2 separate regions of the Homo sapiens genome follow, and region 2 is linked to region 1. Evidence: read pairs that join two places in POLR2A ChIA-PET (ENCODE). Cell type or tissue: GM12878. All regions are shown on one strand. Links, peaks and the distances in the headings refer to the core of each region. The heading gives the core; the rest is flanking DNA. Region 1 has its middle 61 kb from the start of MIR3681HG. Region 2 overlaps LOC105373430 (a long non-coding RNA gene).

What was found. Peaks named below come from ENCODE experiments on the same cell type or tissue, not always from the same donor. Only the 100,000 strongest peaks of a DNase experiment are listed, where the experiment ranks them.
Region 2: POLR2A ChIA-PET joins it to region 1 with 6 read pairs; 3 of 35 experiments call an interaction of 5 or more read pairs at or near these places.

The regions. Positions count from the first base shown.
Region 1 is chr2:11,944,372-11,947,291 of GRCh38, reverse strand. No RefSeq gene overlaps it. Among named protein-coding and RNA genes, the nearest start is that of MIR3681HG, 61 kb to the left of the region's middle. In GM12878, for the core only: no CTCF peak of the experiment used is centred there; a DNase peak (open chromatin) is centred at 1,641; H3K27ac peaks cover 1,105 bases.
Region 2 is chr2:11,851,240-11,854,159 of GRCh38, reverse strand. The region is part of intron 4 of LOC105373430 (a long non-coding RNA gene); the gene reads right to left. Among named protein-coding and RNA genes, the nearest start is that of MIR4262, 16 kb to the right of the region's middle. In GM12878, for the core only: no CTCF peak of the experiment used is centred there; no DNase peak of the experiment used is centred there.

The DNA.
Region 1 (2,920 bases), core at 217-2,716:
TTACAGCAGCATGAGAACAGACTAATACCTACCCTAGTTATCCCACAAAATCATTGAGTAGGTGTCATATGAGTATTGGTTATCATGATTGTCATAATGAGACAATTTGGCGAGATGAGGAAATGAAAAATATTAGGAAAACCAATCATTGCAATGGGGAAATAAAAACAAAACCAAATGTATGAGTTTCTCCCTACCTCATCTGCTGTTCTGGCCTTTTCAACAATTCGAAGGACCTACCTGCTAAAGCCCATCTTGGTTTCCTGATGGAAGTGATGCTGTGAGAGATCCACAGAATGTCATAGATAAGAATACTGCTAACTAATGGGGAAATGCCAGCAGACCATGCACTCTCCCCTAAGCAGTCCCAGAAACACAGAATTTCCTGAACCCAAGCCTTCCTCCATCCACCCAGGAAGGTGAGGGGTTTGGGGACACCATTCCTAATAAAAGCCTTATCTGTGTGCCTGACGCTAGGCTAAGATTTTCACATACATTTCCTTATTTAGTCTGTACAATTGCTCTGCAACATAGATATAATTCTCTAATATAATAGTTAAGAAATGTGAAGCCCTTTAGAAGTTAAGAAAGTTGCCTAAAAGCTCACAGTTAGAGTCAAAGCTGAGATTCAGATCTTGCTTTGAGTCAAAGTTAGTGTACTCCCATTTCCACATCATCTCCCAAGTCAAACCCGAACAAGCCACGACCAAAGGATTCCATGCTCTGCAATAAGCATTTATAATTTCACCTTCAATTCTTCCATTTATAGGGGAAAGCTTGCATGTAATTAATTTAAGGATGATTTCTCCATAAATTATACTTCAATCTAGTTCTATATTTAAATAATTAAGTTTGAAACAGAAAGACTAATGAAACTAATGGTTACCAAATTACTCGATTTTGAAAATCATTGATTTTCTCATTTGCCTGCTAAAATTAATCAATCTCATTTACATATACAGATTGCATTTGCTTTAGCTTTGAGATATTTGTTTTCCAAGTTTTTCCACCAGTTTCAAAATCCACTTTAAAAAAAACTCAGTTCTATTTCAATTATGCTTATTTGCATGGAAACCAAAGCCTTACTGCTCTAATTAATAATATTATGATTGTTCCTTTTATTTGAATACAATGTCCTTGTAACTTAAAGAATAAAGATTCAACCCAGCCAAGCAACTTTAAAAATACATATGGAAATGATCAGTATAATACAATTTCTTTTGGTAATAAGATAAATAAAAGCAAATTCTCCTGTTACAAAACACACAAAAAAATCCACTTTACAAAATACCTTTTTAGCAATTTCTACAAAACAATACTCTAAGATCTTATGACCATGTCATACTAAATGTCTATATATATGATGAGAAGGTATTTCCTGGAATGACTAGTGGGTGGGATAAGCCTAAAAGGATTTCCAAGAAATACAGAAACATAAGGATCCAATAATTTGAAAAAGGATTAAAAATATTCTAAGACTTTCAAAGTGCAAATTACCACGTACAAATTTGGTGGTTATAATAAGCCTTTTCTTTGCAATAAAATGAAAATTTAATAGAAAACGTATAGGAAGTGCAACTATTGAGTTGTGAAACTTTTGTTTCAGTTTTACTTTTCATATGCGGGCATGTAAATATGAGTGTACAGGCTGGGTACGATGGCTCAAACCTGTAATCCCAGCATTTGAGGAGGCCAACGCAGGTGGATCACTTGAGCCCAGTAGTTCAAGACCAGCCTGGGCAACATGATGAAACCCCATCTCTACAAAAAGTACAAAAATGAGCTGGGCATAGTGGCATATACTTGTAGTCCCAGCTACTCAGGAGGCTCAGGTGGGAGGATTGCTTGAGCCTGGGAAGCAGAGGTTGAAGTGAGCTGAGATCATGCCATTGCACTCCAGCCTGGGTGACAGACCAAGACCTTCTCTTAAAAAAAAAAAAAAAGAGGTTATAAGAGTGTGTGTGTGTCCTGAGTCATGAGTCATGGTCATGAAAGAAAATGTATTTGTTACTGTGGACTAAGGTCAAAAGTTTAAAAACCACTAACCCAATTGATCCATTGACCAGATGGAGTTTTGAAGGACTGATATTTTAGAGACTTCTGAAAATAATAATAGACTTTGTCATCAGACAGCTGGGTTCAACTCTCAACAAGTAACTCAATCTACCTAAATCTTGGTGTCACATTTGTAAAATGAAAATAATAGTAACACCTCACAAGTTTGTTTTGACATTAAAAAAAGATAATGTATGTGAGGTGTTTAGCACAGTGCCTGGCATATGATAATCAACAAATCTTGGCTATCATTTTCTAGAACTGCTGGAGAGCTTCTTTGTCTCTGATTAAAACATACCCCCTTCAAGGTGTATTCATTTCCTCTGAGTGACATCTGTCACCTCTTTAATGAGTTTTTTACCTTTTGTCCATGTTCAGTTGCTCCTCCAGACAGCCAAGGACCAGAGGCAGAATTCAGTGACCAACACTAAACATGAGAAAGAGCAGCCTCTCAGCAGTCCATGTGCATACTGATCCCCTGCTTAGCTTCAGACTCCATGTCAGTCGAGGTGAAGAAATAAAAAGGAGGTGAAACTGGCCCAATTGTCCCATAGAATTGATGTATGGTTTCTTTTGAATAAACACAGAAATTGAACCTTCCAGTCTTAAAACTTCAGAAGTTTACTTTTGTTTTATCGGAGTTCCTTTTTCAGGAAATCAACCATCAGTCCTGCCAAATAGTATCAAGGAACTGAAACTCACTAGATCACAGTATCTGGACAATGAGATGCCAGACCCCTCACCTGTCATAACTGCCTAATCAACCACCCACTGCCTGTTGACCAGCTCCTCTTCCTTACCTCTCACACACGGTTACATTTCTTTCTCCACTATATAAACCCCTAATTTTAGTTGTTGGGGAGAC
Region 2 (2,920 bases), core at 93-2,592, 93 kb after region 1:
GGGTTGGAGCAGTGGGTCTAAGCCCTCACCCTGCATCATCGGGGTGAATGCACAGGCATTCTGGGAGCACTGGGTCTAAGCACTCACCCTGTATCATTTGGGGCGAATGCACAGGTAGTCTTTATCTCACCATCCTACCTAGATGCTGAGAGGAAAATGCTTTCCAGGGACAGGGTTGGAGCAGTGGGTCTAAGCCCTCACCCTGCATCATCGGGGTGAATGCACAGGCATTCTGGAAGCAGTGGGTCTAAGCCCTCACCCTGCATCATCAAGGCGAATGCACAGGTAGTCTTCCAAAGGCTTCAGCCCTGAACATTCAGGCCATTCAGGGCAGGCGACCAAGAAGGGCTTCTGTCCTGATTGCAGCTACTTGAGATGCCCAGAAACGCAGCGCCAACCCTGTCCCTGGAAAGCATTTTCCTCTCAGCATCTAGGTAAGATGGTGAGATAAAGACCTCCATGTCTGTGAGTGTCCCCCTTGCCACCTCACAAACAGCGCAAGTGTTTTCATCATTGTTTCTTTATGCTCTTTTCACTAAAATCCTCCAATAAACCTTATCACCTATGGGGGTTCCAGGCCATCATATTTGACCCCAATTGCCATTCTGGCCTCATGACCCATGGTCCACTTGTGTGGGCAGCACTCCAGGCCCCCACAACCCAAGGCACCTGCCTGCCACAGTTTTAGGCTTTGGTGTAGACTTGGCCCCCAACCAGGATTGTTCCCGTTATTTTTCCCACCTCTCTAAAACTGACCCCTTCTTCTTCAGAGCTGACTAAAGCTGACATGTATTACTGGCTCTGTGTCATTGCATGGAAACGTTACCGCCGGGGACAGCCAAAAGGCTGCCACAGTCAGAAGCATGAAGAATAGGGTGGGAAGATGGTGTGGGGAAGGGGGAAGAGAACAGGATTTGGAGTCCGGCAGATGAGAGTTCCAAACCTACCTCTGCTGCTTCTCAACAACACAGGCAGGAGCAAGCCACTTCCCTTCACCCAAAAGTAACAGCAGAATCCCTTGTCATAGTTTTATGTGACAATGACATGAAATCGCGTGTGGAAAGTATTCGGCACACAATCAGGGTTCTATCATTGTTCCTTCCTTCTTCCCCTTCCCCCTCCCTGGCCTGCCTAACACTCTGCTGTGAGTTGGCCCTGCCTGGGTCTCTGCAGTTCCCTTCCCTGAAATAGCGGTTCTCCTTCCTCTCCCCCTAAATACAACTTGAAAGCCACATACTGTTCCAGTTGAGAAGATGTTTTTCAGCCTCTCTGCCACTTTCAGTTCTGATCTGCAGCTCACAAACCTCTCAGGAGATTCATTTTGGGATGATATCACTCCAGCCTTCCCTACTTTATGTCCGTCCATCTATCCTTTGTTATTCTGAGGAAATAAGGACTTTCACTATTCCAGCTCTGCCGCCGCTCACCTAACTTGATGTTGGAAACCAGGAGAGATACCTGGGTTCAAGTCCAGCTCCGCCACTCACAGCTTATGCAATCTCAGACACATCCACAAAATGTACCTTCACAGAGCAGTATTCATCTATCCACTAAGCTTGAATTCATTTTTTGTTTGTTTGTTTTTGAAATGGAGTCTCACCCTGTTGCCCAGGCTGGAGTGCAGTGATGTGATCTCAGCTCACTGAAACTTCCACCTCCAGGGTTCAAGCAATTCTCCTGCCTCAGCCTCCCACCATGCCCAGCTAATTTTTTTGTATTTTTAGTATAGACAGGGTTTCATCATGTTGGCCAGGCTGGTTTCAAACTCCTAACATCAAGTGATCCGCCCTCCTCGGCCTCCCAAAGTGCTGGGATTACAGGCGTGAGCCACCGCACCCACTAAACTTGAATTCAATGCGCATGGCTGACATGTGAACATTCTTTAAAATCTACAGACTGCCAATTCATTGTAGTTATTCTGGAAAAAGGAAGGGTGTTTTCTCCACCATTCTTCTCATATCTGTGAACATTAGGGTACTCGGCCAAAAATACAGTTCCTGATCTGTTGTATCATGCCTTCTTATGATTTGTCTCTCTGCCACTAGGCTATGGGTTTCTTGGGGGCAGAGATGGAATTTGATCTCTGGCTTCCCGTGTATGAGCATGTAAGTTTTTGGCACAGAGAAGCTGGAGTCGGTGACTACCTGAAAAAATGACTTCAATGTAACTAAACCACTCACCCACCATCTCTGGGCCCATTTCTTCATCTGCAAGATGACGATCATATTCCCTCATGAGCCAGTGGAGTGAAGGTTCTCTTTGTCAGCCTCTATCACTCTTTCCGGAACCCTCCCACCGCCCGGTTAGATGCCCCAGCTCTTGCCCAAGTCACAGTGGTTTCCATGCTCCTTAAGGCACCTCTATCTCAGGTAGAGTCTGTATGATGAACTGTAGTCTCACGGTGTGGATTTGTAATCATGTCAAAGCCTCACTAATGGTCTCATAGAAATGTCATGTGATTTCCCCAGGGGCTCAACTGTCCAGGAAGAGCCCTGCTCAGAGTAAACTCATCACTTGGAGTTGGGGGCTGAGGGCAATTAAATCCTAAAGATTGCGGATGGTGAAAATCCAGACGCCACAACCCCTGACAAGGTGCAGGCTTCCTCCAGGCCACCCTGAAACTTTCTGCCTGGAGGAATGTGGTGGAGAACAGGCTTTGATGTCATCCATTCACCCAACATCAATGGGGTACAATCCAAGCCTAGCCATTTACTAGCCACGGGTGACAGCAGGTAAGTTAATTTACCCCCTTGAGCCTCAGTTTCCTCATCTGTAAAAAGGTGACAAAGATACCTTGTAAGGCATTAGTGTGAGGATTCGATTAGACAGATGTGTTAGAATCATTAGAATAACTAGACAAATAGAAGAATTAGAAATAGAAACCCGTCACACAGTGGCTATATTATTGAGCCACATGGTA